Linked DNA regions of Homo sapiens: all the other regions are linked to region 2. Evidence: read pairs that join two places in POLR2A ChIA-PET (ENCODE). Cell type or tissue: Caco-2. All regions are shown on one strand. Links, peaks and the distances in the headings refer to the core of each region. The heading gives the core; the rest is flanking DNA.

Evidence for each region. Peaks named below come from ENCODE experiments on the same cell type or tissue, not always from the same donor. Only the 100,000 strongest peaks of a DNase experiment are listed, where the experiment ranks them.
Region 1: POLR2A ChIA-PET joins it to region 2 with 6 read pairs; 1 of 35 experiments calls an interaction of 5 or more read pairs at or near these places.
Region 3: POLR2A ChIA-PET joins it to region 2 with 7 read pairs; 8 of 35 experiments call an interaction of 5 or more read pairs at or near these places.

Annotation. Positions count from the first base shown.
Region 1 is chr20:44,847,238-44,853,820 of GRCh38, forward strand. No RefSeq gene overlaps it. Among named protein-coding and RNA genes, the nearest start is that of YWHAB, 35 kb to the right of the region's middle. In Caco-2, for the core only: a CTCF peak has its summit at 2,717; a DNase peak (open chromatin) is centred at 4,534.
Region 2 is chr20:44,133,547-44,141,378 of GRCh38, forward strand. The region is part of intron 2 of JPH2 (junctophilin 2); the gene reads right to left. Among named protein-coding and RNA genes, the nearest start is that of JPH2, 50 kb to the right of the region's middle. In Caco-2, for the core only: no CTCF peak of the experiment used is centred there; DNase peaks (open chromatin) are centred at 3,955 and 5,555.
Region 3 is chr20:44,202,590-44,209,172 of GRCh38, forward strand. OSER1 (oxidative stress responsive serine rich 1) reads right to left here. Exons shown (of 4, transcript NM_016470.8): 2 at 4,292-4,409; 3 at 372-485. The coding sequence starts at 4,368. Among named protein-coding and RNA genes, the nearest start is that of OSER1, 4.9 kb to the right of the region's middle. RefSeq lists an enhancer at 1,141-2,340. In Caco-2, for the core only: no CTCF peak of the experiment used is centred there; no DNase peak of the experiment used is centred there; H3K4me3 peaks cover 503 bases.

The DNA.
Region 1 (6,583 bases), core at 2,375-6,374, 710 kb after region 2:
TCATCACTTACAAAAGTGTCTTGAACTTGACAGAACTTATGTTGAGAAATAAAGTTTATGTTTTCTGTTTTTATCTTTAATTTCACTTTGCCCCAAACTCTTTGAAGTCCCCATATACATTTATCTTTATATAAGTTAGGTGTGTAAAGTTATGTCTATATGCATAGATTGCTGTCTGGAACGATGTTCACCAAACCGGTAGGGGCGTTAAGGGTGATTTTTGCTGTCCTTATTGCACTTCTCTAACTTGCTTATGATGTACACATACTATTTTCACAAAAGGAAGCTGGACTTATGGGTTGAGAGGACTGATTAAGCACATCAGTTCATCTCTTCTCTCTCCAAATATCCCATTGAAATGATAACACAAGCATTCCAAAATTCTAATGAAAACTAACAAAATAATAATAATAATAATAATGCCTACCTCTCAGAATTGTGAATTTTAAAATCTGGCACATAGTGCTTGATGATTATTATCTGCATTTCCCCCATCCACTTATAGTCCTAAAGATAACATTATTATAGATGCTCTTAACCCTTCTTGTGACATGAAGTTCTTTGCAGTCTGGTGGAGCTCAAGGATGCCTTCTTAGCATAATATTTTTTTATTAATAAAATTATATATATAGGATTATAAAAGAAATCATTCGTGTTAAAGTACATTTATCAAAATGTTTAAAAAGTAAATCAGTCATAGAATAACATATGTGCTTTTACAAGATTTGGAACATGTCTAATAATGACCATGATTTCAAAGTTGTGATGAACGTAAGTGATATTTTGAAATAATTTCAACAACAGCAATGTGATGGGGAAAATACCTGATTTCTATTGCTGATGAAGTCACAGGAACACGAATACTACTACAGTCTCTTCTTTATTTTCATAATTGAAGAAAATGCTAAGTTTGAGCTGAACTTTGTGAAAATAAAGACAATTTTTCTCATAATCCAACTTCATGGATGTCCTAATTTAATAAAACAGGTTTCCATATGTCTTTGCCGAAGTCTGTTTATCTGTTTGGTCTCTTTCTTATTTATTACAGACTCTCCTCAAATCTACTATTCTTTACATTGTATTAGCCTAAGTAAAAAAATAATAAAAACCTATGATGCTCCTTGACAGTTTGCTTATATTGAAGGATGAGACTTAGACTAAAAGTTATTGGAAGCTATGTGCATGTGAGCAGGGCTTATTAACTATGAGCTTTGATGACTATTCATTAGTCATCAGTATCAGGATCTTTACATCTTTCCTTCTGAACTGGTCAAATTCTCCAGAAAAGACTCTTCTAGCTTCTTTTTAGGAGAGGATAATCCTCCCTTAGAGAGTATAGTCCTGGGCAGTGCAGTTTTTCTTTTCTTTCTTTTTTTCTTTGAGACGTGGTCTCACTCTGTCACCCAGGCTGGAGTGCAGTGATCATGGCTCACTGCAGCCTTGACCTCCCAGATTCAAGCAATCCTCCCACCTCAGCCTCCTGAGGTGCTGGGACTACAGGCACGTACCACCATACCTGCTAATAGTCTTTTTTTTCAACCTAGGAGTCTCATTATTTGTTTAGGATCAGCATTATTTGCTCAGAGTCAGCATTCTAGAGTGTAGGCTGGGAAAGAAGCCCGAGAAGCAACTGGGCAGAGCATCTCAACCTCCCTTATGTGAACTTTCACTTAATCCTTCTGCTTTCAGTCCGAAGACCCTATCTTTCACTATGCTTGGTGTCTCTCAAGCCAGATACCCCTTGTCTTGTAGTCTGCAGCTTGCTATCCAATAAAGTACCCTCTAGTCGCATGTGGCTATTTAAACTTAATTAAAATAGGCCAGGCCTATTTTATACCTGTGATCCCAGCACTTTGGGAGGCCAAGGTAGGTGGATCACTTGAGGTCAGGAGTTTGAGACCAGCCTAGCCAATATGGTGAAACCCCATCTCTACTAAAAATATAAAAATTAGCCAGGTGTGGTGGCGAGTGCCTGTAATCCCTGCCACTCGGGACGCTGAGGCAGGGGAATTGCTTGAGCACAGGAGGCAGAGTTTGCAGTGAGCCAAGATCATGCCACTTGGCACTCCAGCCTGGGTGACAGAGCAAGACTCCGTCTCAGAAATAAATAAATAAATAAATGTAATTAAAATAAAATAAACTTTCAGCTTCTCAATTGCACTAGTCACGTTTCAAGTGCTCTATAGCCACACAAAGGTAGTGGCTGGCTACTGCATCAGACAGTGCAGAACATTTCCATCACTGCAGAAAGTTCCATTGAACGGTGCTGCTCAAGAACCGGGATTGGCAAATTTTCTCAGTAGCCAGGTAGTAAACATTCCTGGCTTTGGATGCCATATGGTCTCCATTGCATCCACTCCACTCTGTCATTGTAGTATGAAAACAGCCACAGACAATATGTGGACTATTTTCTTAGCCAGATCCAACAGGCTGGATCTGGCCTGCGGACCATAGTTTGCTGACCCCTGTCTGAATGTACTGCCTTTTAAAAAAATCCCTGTACTGTTATTTTAGTGGATCTAGGGAAAGCAGAGTCTAAGATACACAGTTTTTTTTTTTCTTTAACCTACAAGTCTGATTATATGTTCAGGACTTGTCTTTTTCCTACACTTTAGGATCCACAAGCACAGAGCCCTGTCTTTCTTATTCACTATTCTCCACCTAGTGTCCAGCACAGTCCCTGACATGTAATTGTCTTTTAGTAGATCATGTTGAATGATTAAATGCTCACCAAGCCACCCTCTGTGTAATTTGGCTTTTCACTTGGATCTGCCTTCAGGAAAGAATGTGCTGGTTTTGCTGAGTAGATGTCAGTCTGCTTAACAATTATATTTCATGTTATCAATGAATACATTGACATTCCGATTTTCCATCTCAGTCTCATGAGCTTGGTAAATGTAATTCCACTTCTGAGGGAAGACATCAGCTGCTAAACTTGTGTAGAATCAAACAAATCTTGGTTACAGAAGTGTGAAGTCACAATTGAATTTGATAAGAAGACTTGTAAGAGACGGGAAATAATTTGGAGGACATAAGTACCTGGAGAATTTTAAATACTGCACTGAAATTGCCCTCTCAGCAAGATAAGCAAGAGAAGGTTATGTAGAATGTTAACATTGCTGTGACTGTAATAGAACAATATGCCAAGGGCGTTGTTGGAAATTGGTCTGGTGGGGCAAAAGCCACAGGATAGATGAAAACTATACGTGCCCCAGAAGAGTGGCTATCTTAGAGCTTACTGACTGGGAGGGGAATGAGGGAGCCTTCTGGAATGCTGGGAATGTTCTATATTTTAATCTGGTGGCGGTTTCACAGGTATATGCATGTGTGCTATTTCATTCTGCCATGCTGGTAAGATATGGCACTTTATCTTATAACTGTATGTAAGCTATTTCTTATTTGTTTCTTAAAAAAGAAAGGAATCATGAGGGAAATGCAAATCAAACCACAATGAGATATCATCTCACACTCTTTAGGATGGCTACTATCAATAAGTCAAAAAAAAAAAAAAAACAAGTGTTGTATAGGATGTAGAGAAATTGGATCCCTTGGGCACTGTTTTTGGGAATGTGAAATGATGCGGCCACTATGGAAAACAGAATGGCAGTTCCTCAAAAAATTAAAAAAACAGAATTACCATATGATGCAGCCATTTGCCTTCTGGGTATATATTCAAAAGAATTGAAAACAGAGTTTTAAAGAGATATGTGTACACCAATGTTCACAGCAACATTATTCATAATAGCCAAAAGTGGAAGCAACCCAAGTGTCCATTGATGAATAAATGAATGAACAGAGTGTGATACATGCATACAATGGAACATTCTTCAGTCTTAGAAAGGAAGCAAATTCTGACCCATGCTACAACGTAAGTGAACCTTGCAGACACAATGCTAAGTGAAATAAGCCAGTCACAAAAAGACAAATACCTTATGATTCCACTTATATGAGGTACCTAGATTAGTCAAATTCACAGAGGCAGAAAGTATAATGGGGGTTGCCAGGGGCTGGGTGGAGGGAAGAATGGGGAGATATTGTCAAATAAGTACAGAGTTTCAGTTTTGCAAGACTAAAAGAGGTTTTTGGATGGATGGTGGCGATGGCACAATAGTACGAATGCAGTTAATACCACTGAACTGTACATTTGAAAATTGTTAAGATGGTAAGTTTTATGTTATGAGTATTTTACCATAATTTTTAAAAAGTAAGAAATAATATATATATAAATTTTTCCTGATTATATTACAGTTGTTCATTTTTCCTCATGTTCAGCAATATTTAATGAGAAGACACGTGGCTTTCTGAGAGATACTGCTGTAGGACTACACAGATTGTAAATACAATCTTTAAACCATAAAACTCGTAACTGTTTAACTAGTTGTTATAAAACATGTTTGTTAAAGAAAACTTTACATGGCCACTTGAGTTGTAGAAAGCAGAGGCGACCAGTTTTGTGTGGTTATTTTTGCCCAATAAAGAAGGTGTAAATTTTTCACTGGGCAGAGAGCATTGCTGAATACACAGTCGTGCTGGGGCCTCCCAGTGGTTGGTACTATAGAGATGGAAGTTGCCTTTGATAGATCTGATCCAGCCACCATGGCAAGCTTTGTTTCTCCCACACCTGCAAGATTGAGAGCTAGGCTTGAGCAAATATGCTGCATTAAGGAAATCCAACCTAAGAGGTATCTTGGAAGACAGACAGCTTCAGCAGGCCACACTTCTCCACCCTGGTGAACTTCTATATCTGCACTAAATATGTATTACTTCTTTAATGAAAAAAAAACTCATACTTTTAATCAATCACTTACATAGTGCTTGCTATGTACCATTCACTGTCCTTAGTATTTTATAAACATTAATTTACTGGCCAAGCATGGTGGCTCACACCTGTAATCCCAGCACTTTGGGAGGCCAAGGAAGGTGGATTACATGAGGTCAGGAATTTGAGACCAGCCTAGCCAACATGGTGAAACCCCGTCGCTACTAAAAATAGAAAAAAAATTAGCTGGGCCTGGTGGTGTGTGCCTGTAATCCCAGCTACTTGGGAGGCTGAAGCAGGAGAATCGCTTGAACCCAGGACACAGAGGTTGCAGTGGGCCGAGATCACACCACTGCACTCCAGTCTGGATGACAGTACGGGACTCCGTCTCAAAAACAAACAAACAAAAAAACATTAATTTATTTAACTCTCATAACAACCCTAAGAAGGTACCTAATATTAGTACCTAAGAGGTAGGCACTAATAGTGCCATCATCATATTCTACAAATGAGGAGGTTGAAGCACAGAGTGGTCAAGTAACCAGCCCAAGGAAAGCTTACAAATGGCAGAGCTGGGACTTGAACCCAGGCAGTTAGCACCTGTGCCTGTGCTGTCAACAATTATGCTGCCTCCAAATCAGGCAGAATGAATTTCTTGGTGCTGGGGGGTATCCAAGTTCATTGGTGCTGCTATAGCAAAATAGCTGAGACTGGGTAATTTATAAAGAAGATAAATTTATTTTTTCACAGTTCTGGAGGCTGGGAAGTCCAAGATCAAGATACAGATACTAGCAAATTTGGCGTCTGGTAAGGGCTGCTCTCTGCTCTCATGATGGCACCTTCTTTGTTGCTTGAGATGGACTCTCACCCTGTTGCCCAGGCTGGAGTGCAGTGGCATGATCTCAGCTCACTGCAACCTCCGCCTCCCAGGTTCAAGTGATTCTCATGACATAGCCTCTCAAGTAGCTAGGATTACAGGCAGAGGCCATCACACTTGGCTAATTTTTGTATTTTTAGTAGAGATGGGGCTTTGCTGTGTTGGCCAGACTGGTCTCGAACTCCTGGCCTCAAGTGATCCGCCCGCTTCACCCTCCCAAAGTGCTGGGATTACAGGTGTGAGCCACTGCGTCCGGCCTCATGATAGCATCTTCTTGCTGCATCTTCACATGGTGGAAGGGGGCAAAAAAGGATGAATACTGTGTCCTCACATGACAGAAGAGATGGAAGGTCTAAAAGGGCCTAGCTAGTTCTTTTATAAGGGCACTAAGCCCATTCATGAAGGTAGATCCCTTATGTCTTAATCACCTCCTAAAGTCCCCACCTCTTCATACTATCACAACAGGTCTTAGGTTCCAACTTATAAATTCAGGGGAGACACACACACTCAAACCATAGCAAGGAGAGAACACCTTCATGTTTCCTTTCTCCTTTTTCTCTCTCCTTTCCCCACCCTTCTTGGTCCTTAATTTCAAGGAGGGGAAATTGTGCAATTTTGATCTAGATTGGTCAAATCCTACATTATAAAGGATTTTTTTCCCGGGACGGTTTTGAAGAGAGTTAACAGGTCTATAGCAGTGTTTTTCAGACTTTCAGATCTTCCAGATGTATAATTTTTTTCTCAAAAGTGTTGGGCAAAGACTTCTGCTGTCAGTAATGATAGAGTAATAGAGACCAGATTGATCCTCCCTTAAACAATTAGGAAAACAGGCAAAATGATATGAAACAATGCTTTCCATATACTGGACAACAGACAATGAAGACTATGATTCCTGAGAGAAAAAAAATGAGATGAGCCTTAAGATCACCCCTTCCTGTGTGGAGACA
Region 2 (7,832 bases), core at 2,240-6,239:
AGCACCTTTGCTCACTGGCTTCCAGTGTGCCCAGCCGACTGACTGGAGGCCCCAGCAAGAGGCCAGAGAGGGCTGGGTGTCTATTCCCCTTCTATGTCAGGGCAGGATGGCCCTAGGGGAGATTCAAGTCTAATCTCCTGCCTATCAAGCAAGAAGAGGGAAAGGCCTGGGTTAAAAACCTAAGTTTCCCAGGCTGGTCCTGTTCCATCTGATGCTCTCCAATGCCTTCTTAGAGCTGGAAGGCATGACTGAGATGTAGGCAGGGGGCGATATAAATAAATATATACTTATTATAAATATATATAAATAAATATACATTATAATATATAAATATATATTTATTATAAATATATATAAATAAATATACATTATAATATATAAATATATATTTATTATAAATATATATAAATAAATATATATTATAATATATAAATATATATTATTATAAATATATATAAATATATATATTATAAATATATATAAATATATATTTATATATAAATATATATTTATTATAAATATATAAATATATATTTATTATAAATATATATTTATTATAAATATATAAATAAATATTTATTATAAATATATAAATAAATATTTATTATAAATATATAAATATTTATTATAAATATATAAATATTTATTATAAATATATAAATATATATTTATTATAAATATATATAAATATTTATTATAAATACATATAAATAAATATTTATTATATATACATATAAATATTTATTATAAATATAATAAATATTTATTATAAATATATAATAAATATATAATAAATATTTATTATAAATATATATATTTATTATAAATATATATAAATAAATATATATTTATTATAAATATATATAAATAAATATATATTTATTATAAATATATATAAATATATATTTATTATAAATATATATAAATATATATTTATAATATATATTTATTATATATAAATAATATATATTTATAATAAATATATATAAATAAATATATATTTATAATATATATAAATAAATATATATTTATTATAAATATATATAAATATATATTTATTATAAATATAATAAATATATATTTATTATAAATATATAAATATTTATTATAAATATATATAAATATATATTTATAAATATTATAAATATATATACATTAATATATATTATAAATATATATTTATTATAAATATATAAAGATATATTTATTATAAATATATAAAAATATTTATAAATATACATAAATATACATTTATTATAAATATATATAAATATTTATAAATATACATAAATATATGTTTATTATAAATATATATATAAATATATATATTTATATATATATTAATATATATTTATATATATATATAAAATATATATATTTATATATATATATAAAACCACCTGTGCCAGGTGGCTAACCATTTAGCTGCTGGGTGCTGGGAATGACCAAGTGGACAGAATACCAAGAGGGGTAGGGGGGATGCCTGGGGGGCTCAGGGAGGCTGCTAGTGACAAACCAGTATAGACTATTTCAATATTTAACAATTGGCATGACCATACCTACTGGGGTGCCCAGCTAGATGCTAACCCCGGATGTAAACGTTCCTTCTTATGCCCCATCTAGTCCAGAAACCTTCCCCAGAGGCCACCCCCAGAAAATTTGGTCTTAAACCTCTGCTTAAAACCCCACAGTGCCTTTCCTAGTGCCTGAAGGATGACATGGAAATGCTTTCATGTAACTTCATGACTTAGCTCCTGCCAACCTCTCTGGTCTGACTCCAAACTCAACCTTCTAGTCAGACAGAAACTTCCAGTTCCTCAAATGTGCCCTGTCGATTGTTTCTATGCCTGGGGTGAAAACATAGGTAATTTCTTCTCCTGGGAACTCTTGTCTCCATCCCCATCTTTCGGTTCTTTATCTGGTGAACTCCTACTCATCCTTCAGGACCCTTCCCCAGGGTAGCTCACCCTGACTGCCAGCTCTCTACCGTCTCCTGCATTTCGCTTCCAAGGTCACTTTGTCTTCCTCTGATTAGTCTGTGAGTCCCACAAGGGGCAGAAGCTTCGCTGCTGCGTGCCTGTCACCAGACAGAGGCTGGCACAGAGCAGGACTATTTATCTGAAAATATTTAGGCTCACCAGGAATGTGCTGGACAAACGTTTTGTTATATGAATCACATATACTTGACTGTGAGACTCACAGAGCTGGACGGACCCTTAGAAATCATCTCATCTCCTTTAAGATCAACACAGCAACAAGAAGGGGAAACTGTGGCCCAGAGAAGTCTGTGTGATCATTTTCAATTTTCAATCATTGAGAGTTAGTCATTGTGATCGTTACTCTGTTATAGACATATTGGAAGGGTTAGGTACTACATGACAGGCCCATTGTAAGTGCTTGTACATATCATGTCACTTTACTGAACAGCAGCCTTATGAGAGAAATACTATCATTATCACCCTCAGTGTACACATGAGAAAACCAGTACTCTGAGCATTTCAATAACTTGCCCAAGACAACCTGTACACAGACAGCAAGGGATGGCAAGTTAGTCCAGGTCCACAGGAGGTGCTTCATGGAAGCCTTGGGCAATGGAGCTGACACAAAAATGTGATCATGTACCATGGATGAACAGAGGGTAAAACCTACCCCAGACCCCTTCCAGCCTCATGCTTGGGGAACCTGGAGGCCTCAGATGGCCTAGGAGTAGTGAACATTTCTCTTTAGGAAACACAGACAGGATGAAGGTCCTGCCACCCTCTCCAGAGGGCCATGACTGTCACCGTGCTCCTGCAGGGGGACGAAGTCTGCTGGAAAATGGCCTCACCCTTTGCCTATTCTGCTCCCTGGGTGCAACCCAGCAAGAGGATGCTGAATCCCCTGGGACTCATCGCCATCATCATCATCAACATCAACATCACCATTATGAATAGGCAATGCTTGCTGCGCACCTACTAGATGCCCGGCACTTGCATGCGTTTTCTTAATTAATTCTCACAATATTCTCTAAAGTAGGTATCACTATCCCCACTTTGCAGGTGAGAAGATTATATAACCCGTCAAATCCACACAGCCAGGGAAGAGGAAAGCCAGGAATCCTATTGTGGCTTAACACCAAAATAAGAAGATGGAAGCATTAGTTACTACTGGAGTCAGACAACCTGGTTTCAAACCCCAGCTCCCTCACTTCCAACTTGCATGATCTTTGCCAAGTCATGGAACCTCTCCCAGTCTCAGTTTCCCCATCTGTAAAATGGGTTACTAATAGCACTTAGCTATACTAGTAGCTACTTCTTGTAAGGATTATGTAAATTGTGGCATGTGAAGGGTATATTCATTCAGTTGTGACAAGGATTTACTAGGCACCTAATAGACCCTTTCCTGCCAGAACCCAGACTGATGCAACCCTTCTGGATATTCTGAATGTGCATATAGTATATAGTATATGTGTACATTATGTGTACCAGAACCTGGGCTAATCTTGGGGTACCATTGTGAACAGGAGAGACTCGCCTTCTGGAACTTACAGACCAGCTCAGCATTGTGCCCAGCACATAGTAGGTACCCCATGAATGTTAGCTGCTATTTTTTGTTATCACTACTTAGCGGATTTTCTCCCCAAGGGTTGGGCTCCCACCCTGGGGCTCGCCTGCCCAGGAGCCTGCTGACTTAGCTCTTGGTGTGCTCTGCCCCCGCCCCGCCCCACCCCACCCGGGAGCCGGCCTGCAAAGGCATCTTACAAGGCCCCAGTCAGCAGACATCTCCTGCCTAAATAAGGACAAGGCGCCCAGGAGAGCTTTCTGTGAGCCGGAGGAATGTGACAGCTGAGTCCTCCCAGCCCAGCGGCCTCCCCCGCCTCCCGCCCCTCCCCAGGTGGGGCTCGGCTGGGGCATTCCAGCTTTTCCCAGAGCAGATCCCAGTGTCACTGACACCCACTCGCACCCCACCCCAGGCTGCTCTAAAAACTGATAAGGAGCTCTGGGAAGGAATTCCAGGCAGCTCCATTTGCTCCTGGGGGCTGGCGACCCTGCTGTCACAAGGACAGGGGAGGAAGAAGCCACCAGGCGGGGCCGAACCCAGCCTTCCTCTGGACAACTGCATCCCTTTGTTCAAAACACACTTCCAGAGATCGGATTCGGCCCCAGGCACCGTGCCAGGTACTGGAGGTCCAGAGGAGGTTCCAACCCCGTTGCCTTATCCCATCATAGCAGTCACAACTGGGCTAAGTCTTTGAATCCTGCCCTTTCAAAGACTGGATTTTGAACAAGTCCTTCTAAATACTGGCTTTCCTTCTCTCTGACACTGGGAAGAGGGAGAGGAGAAATCTGTCTTTCAGGCCAGTGTCTCTGAAGGATGGGATGCTTTCTACTGGCAGGACCAAGAATGATAGGTGGTACCAGACCATTCATTAAGTAACACTGTAGAAAGTGCATCTGTAAAAAGAGAAAAAATTTAAAAAGACCTTTTTTTTTTTTTTTTGAGACGGAGTCTTGCCCTATCACCCAGGCTGGAGTGCAGTGGTGCGATCTCGGCTCATTACAACCTCTGCCTCCCGGGCTCAAGCAATTCTTCTGCCTCAGCCTCCTGAGTAGCGGGGATTACAGGTGCCCGCCACCACGCCCGGCCAATTTTTGTATTTTTAGTAGAGACGGGGTTTCACCATGTTGGCCAGGCTGGTCTCGAACTCCTGACCTCGTGATCTGCCCACCTTGGCTTCCCAAAGTGCCTCCCAAAGTGTAATCCCAAAGTGCTGGGATTACAGGCGTGAGCTTTAATGCGTCTCTTACACGCTGTTTTTTAACTGAGAGCCCAGCAGCAAGCAGCCTTGAGTCTGAGTTTGTTTGCTTTATTAGACAGAGTCTGGCTCTTTCGCCCAGGCTGGAGTGCAGTAGTGTGATCATGGCTCCCTGAAGCCTCAACTTCCTGGGCTCAAGCTATCTTCCTGCCTCAGTCTCCCGAACAGCACCTGGGACTACAGGTGAGCACTGCCACACCCAGCTAATTTTTTTATTTTTTTGTAGAGATGGGTTCTCACCATATTGCCCAGGCTGGTCTCAAACTCCTGGCCTCAAGCAATTCTCCTGCCTTGGCCCCCTCAAAGTGCTGGGATTACAGGCATGAGCCACTGCACCTGGCCAAGATTTTAATAAGCAACTGAGGGATGGGGTTTAATGATATTTTGCTTCACTGTATTCTTTTTCTTCTTCTTTTTCTTTTTTTTGGCTAACTTTTTCTAATCTAATACTAGATTTGTATTTATGGTAATGATCTAAAGTTTCTTTATAAGAATAAATTTAGATTTAAGAAAGTTAAAATGTTTTTTAAATAGTAAGGGGATCCAGACAGCATGTGGACACGGCGCGGCTCAGGAAGGTATGGCAGTGACTGGCATTTGGCAATCGCTGCCTTGCCCCAGCTGCCACACCGCTGTGCCTTTGCCTCGCCTCGTCCTCCTGTTTGCTCTTCCATGCTGACCTCACTGGGCTGCCCTGGACTCCCTCTGAGCTAAAGTCATCTCCCAAAGGATCCACAGTAACAATAGCTGCCCATGACTGGGACGTGGGAAAGGCCAAGCAAGGAAGTGAATCTGGGCCGGCTTTTTTCCCCCCAAGGACAAGGCAAGGAGAGCTCAGTGCTCCAGGAAATGGAGAACCACAGAGGGGCAGGGACTTGCCCGGGGTCATTCAGCAAGTCAGTGGCAGAGGCCTTCCCACCCTAAAACAATGTGGACGGGAAGATAAAATGGGACAGCCACCACAGAGAGCCTTTGATCCAGCAACTGCGAGTTGGGGGAATTTATTCTAGAGATATACCAACCCATGGGTGGAAATATTGATCTAACACAGCAAATATCTGGAAACTACCCAAACATCCATGTACAACAATGGGGACCTGATTCAGTAAATTGTGGCACAGCTATATAATGGAATTCTACACAAGCATTTAGAAACTGATCAAGTTCTGTACTTGGAAAAACATGAATAGATCTCCAATATATACACAGCAAAGAAAAAAAAGCAAGATTCCAAACAGTATGTATATGCTACAGTATAATATGCTACTTTTTGTGTAAGAAAGAGAAGAACAGGAATCTATACATTTGTTTATATTAGGTTGAACAGTATGAAATTGCCATTTTATAGGCCAAACCTGGTCAAATATTAGCAATTTCATATTTTCCATCTTAATAGAAAGTAACTGGAAGGAAAGGAAAGAAACTACAAACAAGAGTTGCCTATGGAGGTGGCAACAAGATGGGGACAGGAAAAGGAGATGGACTCTTTATAGTAATACTTTTCTAACTGTTGGGTTTTGAACCAAATGAATGTATGATTTTTTTTTTAATACAGAGTCTCACTCTGTCACCCAGGCTGGAGTGCAGTGGTGCAATCTTGGCTCACTGCAACCTCTGCCTCCTGGGTTCAAGTGATTCTCCTGCCTCAGCCTCCCGAGTAGCTGGGACTACAGGCGCGTGCCACCTTGCCCAGCTAATTTTCTGTATTTTTAGTAGAGATGGGGTTTCACCGTGTTAGGCAGGCTGGTCTCAATCTCCTGACCTCGTGATCTGCCCGCCTCGGCCTCCCAAAGTGCTAGGATTACAGGCATGAGCCACTGCGCCTGGCCGAGATTTTATTTTTTTTTAATAAAGGAAAACACCAGTAGGGCCTCTTAGGGCAGGCTTTCTGCAACATGACACCTGTCTTTATATCCATCCCAGCTGGGTGGTCAGGGAGAAACTGTGCAGGCCTGAGCCCAGGGGGCACCCCAGTTTAGCTTCTGACAAATCCCTTCTAGAGAACCTGCTCTGTGGCATTTCCCACCCTCCACGTGGTGGGTCAGAGCTCCAGGGGCCTCCACCCCTTGGGCCAGGCTTCTGGCAAAGCTACAGCAGGTCCTATGGGATGATGGTTTTGGCACCAGGCTGCCATGACTTTGTAGGAGCACCCCCTTGCCAGACAGGGCCACACGAAGCCAGGGCTGATGGGAAAAGCACTTCAGCAGCAATGCAATAGGTCCCCACAAGGATACGGCTTGGCCAAAGGTAGCTCTGAAAACGCATTCCCACCGCTGCCCCTCCCTCCTATCTGGTCCTATGGCACATGTCCTCTAGCAGCCTAAGGAAAGAGGTTCTCCCTGGGGTGATCGCTGGGATTATGGAAACACCTGGGAGATCCCCACCGAGATCTCACCCTTCAATAACACCAAGAAGAATCACTGAAGCAAGGGTAATCGTAGAATAATTTTTTTAAGCTGCCACTATTGAATGACTGTGGTGTACAGTATTTACACAGGTTATATCTCATTTTACCCTCAGTGGTAAGTACTATATCAATTTCTACCACCTCCCACCGTTGGAGAAACTGAGGCTCAGGAAAGTGACATGCCCAAGGAACGAGTGTTATCTAACCCCAAAGCCTGTGCTCTTGACCGTGAATGATGTTTGTGCCTCTGTCTCTCCATCTGAAAGATGGAGAAGGAGGAGACATGAAAACAGAGGTGCAGTGAAGGGGCTAGAGATGTGGTGACCAGGGAAGACTCGGGATATTAAGGTCACAGTCTTCAAACCTCTGCAAGGATGTTGAGACAGACATTGCTAGCTGCTCACCAAATATCCATTCTCTCCCTCTTTCCCACTAACGGAAGCCTAATTTGTTCAGGGAAGCAACGCATCCGGCTAAAAATATTCACCTTCCCATTCTCTACATCTGGGGAAGGTCTTCACTTCTGCATGGAGAGAAGCTGTTGCATTTGGACCTCCGCTGCCTGGAATGCAGAGGTGAGGCTAGGTGTGCAGTGGCTATTTCTGAGTGTGAGGACAAAAGCCACCCTCT
Region 3 (6,583 bases), core at 2,375-6,374, 69 kb after region 2:
AATAGACAAATACACTTCCATGGGGTAGATTTCAACATACATCTCTATTATTTGTAAGTCAAGTTGACCAAAAAATTGAAAAAAAGGTTCCAATAACACATTTAAAAGCCTGACTTAATGGACAGAGAACCCAAGAATAATTAGAGAAGTCCCAATCTTCTCAAACAGACATAGAATATTTGTAAAAATTGACTATGGACCAGGCCAAAAAAAAGTCTCAGCAAATTCAGCAAAAGAAGGAATAGGTCCTCATCTAATCATTGGGTCTTAGGTTCTATATCATAACCTAACTCTTTTCTGGACACTCAGAAAGGAAAATCCAATACTATTATAATATTGGAATAAAAATCATCTCAATAAGAAGCTCTTACCCGTGCCAACTGTCTTTAGATGCACATGTGGTTTTAGGTTTGGTATCATCTGTTGCTGTTCTGACTGGTGCTCTGACACCTGTGCCTTCTCCAACAGACAGAGATGCTACAGACCTGAAGACAAGAACAAAGTTTACAGCTACAAAAAACTGTAAAATGAGGAGAACATATTGTTCTCACTAGCTCAAATACAACTTTTATCAATACATTTTTTTTTCTAGTTTGGGTTTCTCAAAAATTGCTCAGCTTTTAATGTAAATTTTCCTTCAAAACCAAATCTAGAGTATCCCTAAAAGCCCATGGCTGCAAAATCATAAGCCAAAGAATGACTGGTAAGTGTACCCAGCAGCAGGATATAAATAGACTTTCAGGCTGTTTCCCTGGGGCAGATCAGGCCTTATGGCCAGAGAATGCTAATGACACTGACCATTTATCTTATGCGGGCAAACCAGAGTCATGGAACTAAACTTAGTTTAGGAGACTCCATCTAACTTAACACTGAATACATTTTCAAATATTATGCAACTTTTAGAAAAATATTCTAACTTTTGCAACAAATGAACTTGAAATATTACTCAGAGTTAAATCCTTGCGGTTTAAAATTATACAGATAATATGGGTTCCCAGTAAAGAACGTGAAAAAATCTAAAAGCAAGAAAAACAGAATCATCCATACCTCACAACCCAGAGACTACCAACATCAAACATTGGTGGAAATCCTTCCAGACTTTTTTCACACACACACACACACACACACACACACACACACACCCCTCCTACTATACATGCTATGGTGTTGACAAAAATTCTTTAGAAAGCGACATTAATCTACTAAAATGAAAGGATGTTCAACAAAACATAATTGAAAGTAAAAAGTAACTGGGAATAACCTAAATATCTAATAGAAAAAAAATACTGTATTTCTAAATTATGGCATATCTATATGGCAAAATGTTGGGAAATTATTAGAAATTAAGTGTACAAAGAACTTTTAATGATATGGGGGAATGCTTATAAGGAGAAAGCAGCATGGTTAAACACCTATACATATATTATGATCTCAACTATGTAAAATAAGTATAGGCTATCATGAACCAGTGGTCTAGATGTTAACAGTGGTTACGGTAAACTGTGATTTTTACTTCTGTTTTTATCCTGTTTTGTTTTTGTAAATTTTTCTATAATAAGCATGTATTATGTTACAATCAGATAAATAGGATATTGTTTTGTAATAAATATATAGAGATTTGTCCTAATAAGACAAATACCACTAAGGAAAACCTGTTGAACAGGATCATGCTAAATTCCTGGCAAGGCCTGGTTAGTTTATGAGTCAATCCTCAGATATCCCATTTGTAAACTGGCAACAATATAAAACAACTAGAATGTATGATACACTACTACACAAGTCTTATTCTGCTTAGTCATGCTAATGACTCACCCCTTCTCTTATTTCATTTTCTCAAATATTCTCCTTCCCTTCTTATAATTTTACTCAAGGCAGAATATATGCTACAAATATAATTTTACTCAAGGCAGAATACATGCTACAAATATATAATTTTTTTTCATTTCAGCTTTTACTTTAGATACAGGTGGTACATACACAGGATTGTTCATGGGTATACTGGACCCAGGTAGTGAACACAGTACCCTATAGGTAGGTTTTCCACCCACATTCCGCTCCTGCCCTCCCCACGCCAGTAGTCAGCGGTGTCTATTGTTCCCATGTCCACGTGTGTTCAATGTTTAGCCCCCACTTCTAAGTGAGAACATGCAGCATGTGGTTTTACAAATACATAATTTTTGACCATATATTTTGAAAAATTTTTAAATAATGTTCCAAGTAATTTTTAGGGATACCAAAATGGCTTAATTTTACTTTTTTTTTTTTTGAGACAGGGTCTCGCTCTGTTGCGCAGGCCGGAGTGCAGTGGCATGATCTCAGCTCACTCCAACGTCCAGCTCCCGGGCTCAAGTGATCCTCCTACCTCAGCCTACAGAGCAGCTGGGACTACAGGCACGCACCACCATGCCTAGCTAATTCTTTGTTTTTTTGCAGACGGGTTTCACCATGTTGCCGAGGCTGGTCTCAAACTCCTGAGCTCAAGTGATGTGCTCACCTTGGCCTCCCAAAGTGCTGGAATTACAAGCATGAGCCATCATGCCCGGCCTGGCTTTATTTTACATTTCAACTTCTTAAAACATCAGGAAAGAAGTCCGTGTATCAAGAGTTACTTATACAAAATTACACACTAAGAGATTTGTATGTATAATTGTGGGTACACATTCCTAGTATTTTCCTGATATAAAAAAATTATTCCTATATAAGAAATCACAAAGGATACACTGCAGCCACAATCTGGAACTCTCTGCTTCTCTGCTTTGCTTCTGTTTCCCAAGACAATTTATCAAAGTACTGATATGAACTGGCAAGTTGACCATATTAGAAAACCATCAGGAGGAAAGATATGTTTTTGAAGTAACATGGAAGCAAATATGAGCACCTATAACATCTACTGTGCAAATCTATCAGCATAAATCTTCTCATTTGATAGCCCAAAAATAGTACTAGCAATAGGCAGGTGGCTGTAACAACAACTAACATCTAGTTTTCACTTTGTGCTAGGTACTGCATGCATTTCTTCCTATCGCCTTCAAGGTACCACATAAAGGATGGTTAAGAGCAGAGGTTCTGGGCCAGACGCAGTGGCTCTCGCCTGTAATCCCAGCACTTTGGGAGGCCGAGGTGGGTGGATCACCAGGTCAGGAGATCAAGACCATCCTGGCTAACACAGTGAAACCCCGTCTCTACTAAAAATACAAAAAATCAGCCAGGTGTGGTTGTGGCCGCCTGTAGTCCCAGCTACTCGGGAGGCTGAGGCAGGAGAATGGCGTGAACCCGGGAGGCGGAGCTTGCAGTGAGCTGAGATTGCGCCACTGCACTCCAGCCTGGGCGACAGGGCCAGAATCCGTCTCAAAAAAAAAAAAAAAAAAAAAAAAGAGCAGAGGTTCTGGAGACAGGCTATCTAGGTTCAAATCCTGGCTCTGCAACGTCCTACCAATGTGACTTTTAGCAAGTAATTTAATTTGTGTGAGTCTCATCTGTAAACTGAAATGACAGTAGTACCCATGTCCTAAGGTGTAGTGAGAATTAAATAATGCGCACAAAGTACTTAACCCAGTGTTGAGGGCACAGGAAGTGAATAATAAACTTTAATGATGATGATTATTACTTGTGGGTGTTCTACTCTGAGCTTCCAGTGTTTAGTTTCCATTTATGAAAAGAAATTCTTATATCCATTAAAAATGTTGATTTATTTTGGCCTGGGAGAAAGAATTGGTGTGAGAAGAGTCTTACACAGAACATTTTGCAAAGGGTGAAATACTAACATTCAGAGAGCAGCTGGTATGCAGGTGCTCTAATTAGTTTGGCCAAAGGGTCCAAGGTTATTGATCTCAGTGACAGAACCCTCCTGAATAGAGGTTTCCATAGTGATAGACTGAGCAATCACAGACCATGAAATCTACAATGTCTTCATAGATTTCCACTGAGCCAACCCACTTTTAGTGAAAAATACTGTGATTCCCTTGAGATGTATGATAAAATCCCTAGTGGGACACCGCTTGATAATCTTTGATTAAAAAGAAGTGGGGGGGAAGCCCTCCTCAAAGTGAACGAAACCAAAACACCCAACCTGGGAGGGCAAATGAACTGCTACTTTTCAAATTTAACCAAAGGGTTTTCTTTTTAAACTAAAACAATACTGTGCAGAATCTGGAAGAATGTCGCACTATTAGCATTTATATCTTCTTTCAATAATGAGAAATATTAAAAGAGGAAGAGCTTTTTAGGGAAAAGGGACTATTTAAAATAAGTAAACAAATAATTCCAAATAATATATTACATATTTAATTACCCTGATGCATCCACTCTTAATTTTTTGAAAGCAGTCTGTAGACTCTCCTCCTCTCCATCCTTGGCTTCGGATTTCATTGTGCAAGTTTTTACACTACTTATCGATGTTCCTGTTTACACTAAAAAAGAAAATAAAGTGAGCAAAGTAAAAACAGGTGGGATCAAAAGTATACCTGTTACCATTACTGTTAGAAAAAAAAAGCAAATTTTTATTTCAAAAAGGAAGTTTCAGTGTAGATAACTGGAGACTATAGGTTTTATTTCTTAAAGGGAAACAAATGAAATGATACCAAAAATGGATATGTACTATGACAGAATATAAACTGTTCACATACTTGATGCCAAAATCCTATTACACAATTTTGGAAACTAGATGATCTAAAATCTATGTTTCAGTATACATACTTTTTAACGGGAATCTCCCCAGTTGGTCTAGAAACCTATGAACAAAATGACATCAGAAATAAAAGGGAATAGCTAAAATTATAGCACTCTGATTCTTTAAAATGACACTGAGTATTTGTCTGGCCTAACCCTAGTTAAGTATAACTTTCATGACACATGATAGCATTTCTCTAGAGCAGTCCTGACCCAGACAGCTATGTTCACAGGAAGACACGTTTTAGAGAACAAGACGTTACCACTGTGAAAGCAGAATTAGAAATGCACTCTACCAGTAAGGTTGATACTTCCATTTGTGTTTTTCTTCATAGCCTGGAATAGTGTAATTAATTGTTAAACAAGAAAGAAAATAAATGAACTATACACTTGCAACCCCCTAAAAACTTCATTGTGCACATGAGTGGAAAAAGAAAAGAAAACAAACAAACTTCTCTTTAGCCTAAAGAAAGGTTGAAAGTAAAGAAAAAAAACAGAAATGACTATTGTGTAGACGCACCACTAAATGATCTCTTAACTAGTTTGATTAATCAAAGTCCTCCATATTTTCCACCTGATTTTTATATTTAAACAGAGAAAGGTAGATGAAGAACCAACCAAAGCAACAAGAAACACAACAGAGAAGTCTGTTAATAAACCCTTGAATCTAGTCTCCAAATTATTTTTTCACTCAGGGTTATTAGTACCAAATTTTGAATACAAATTAAGCAAACCAGCATCTATGAACATATCAGAGAGAATCAGAAGAAAAGTACCACAAAAAAAATAGAAATAGAGAATATTTGAAGCAAAAGGTTCACTTCACCTCTTTATTTCTAAGCCTTTACCCGCCCCCCCCCGCCCCCACCCCTCTTGGGCATTCTCAGAGGGAGCAGTGCCTCTCCAACGGCCCTTGGGTCCTCTCTGATTCATATCTGCTCGTTTCTCAAGGTGGCTCCGAAGTTATTGTGAGACCTCTAATATTCCAAAGGTCAAGGTGTCATAATGTTTGATATAAAGTAACCATTATATTATTGTAGTACCAGCGCAAAATAAAGAGGCAAGGAATCAGGACTTTTCACTTTACTTATTTGCGGAAGTTAAGGTATTTTAGGCAGAGCTCTCTGGGGAACACTGAAAACAGTCTCAAAAGAATTCAGCTACTAAAAAAAAAAAAAAAAATTCAGCCAGCCTGCACCTCAACTTCTTAGGACAAAAAAATAATTTAGATACATTCTCGACGTATATTTTGCTGGTTTATTTAAGTACATAAACATGAAGAAACATTATCCACACAATCCCATGCTTCACTAGTCTCTAATTCTCAGTTTAGGGTAGGATCCCCCAAATACACAATCAATTCCTATATACCTGGGGGGAGAGGTGAGCAATCACTTATTTCAATATTTTCAAAGCTTCACATCATCTAAAAGAGTACTATTGCAGGTTGTAAACAAATCCTTCCTGCTGGTAGAACTAAATTGAAGTTTGACTTACAATGTTCCTCAATTACCTTATGATCCGTTAGTCAATGTTCAGCTCTTACCGAGTTCATAAATCATCTGAGCCAATCTCCCCAACCCGCAGACCGCCCCCCAAGTCCTCTTTAGCCCTCTCTGGAAATCAGTCAGCATTTACGTACACATCACATTTAAGTATACACTGCTGAACCCTACAGGCAGAAATTCATTTCTTTCACAAATATTTACAGAATTCCTACCACGTGCATGGCACTAGAATGAATGCTAGGGATAGAAGCCCAAACTCCATTTCCGTAAGGACTAGAATCTCATTCCTGCCCTCCAAGAGCTTACAATGTAACACTGTGCTAAGAGGCTCTGAACCTACATATGTAACTTTTAATTATACCATGCTGACTTAATAGCATGGCAGGTGATCACCCTAGATGTTAATA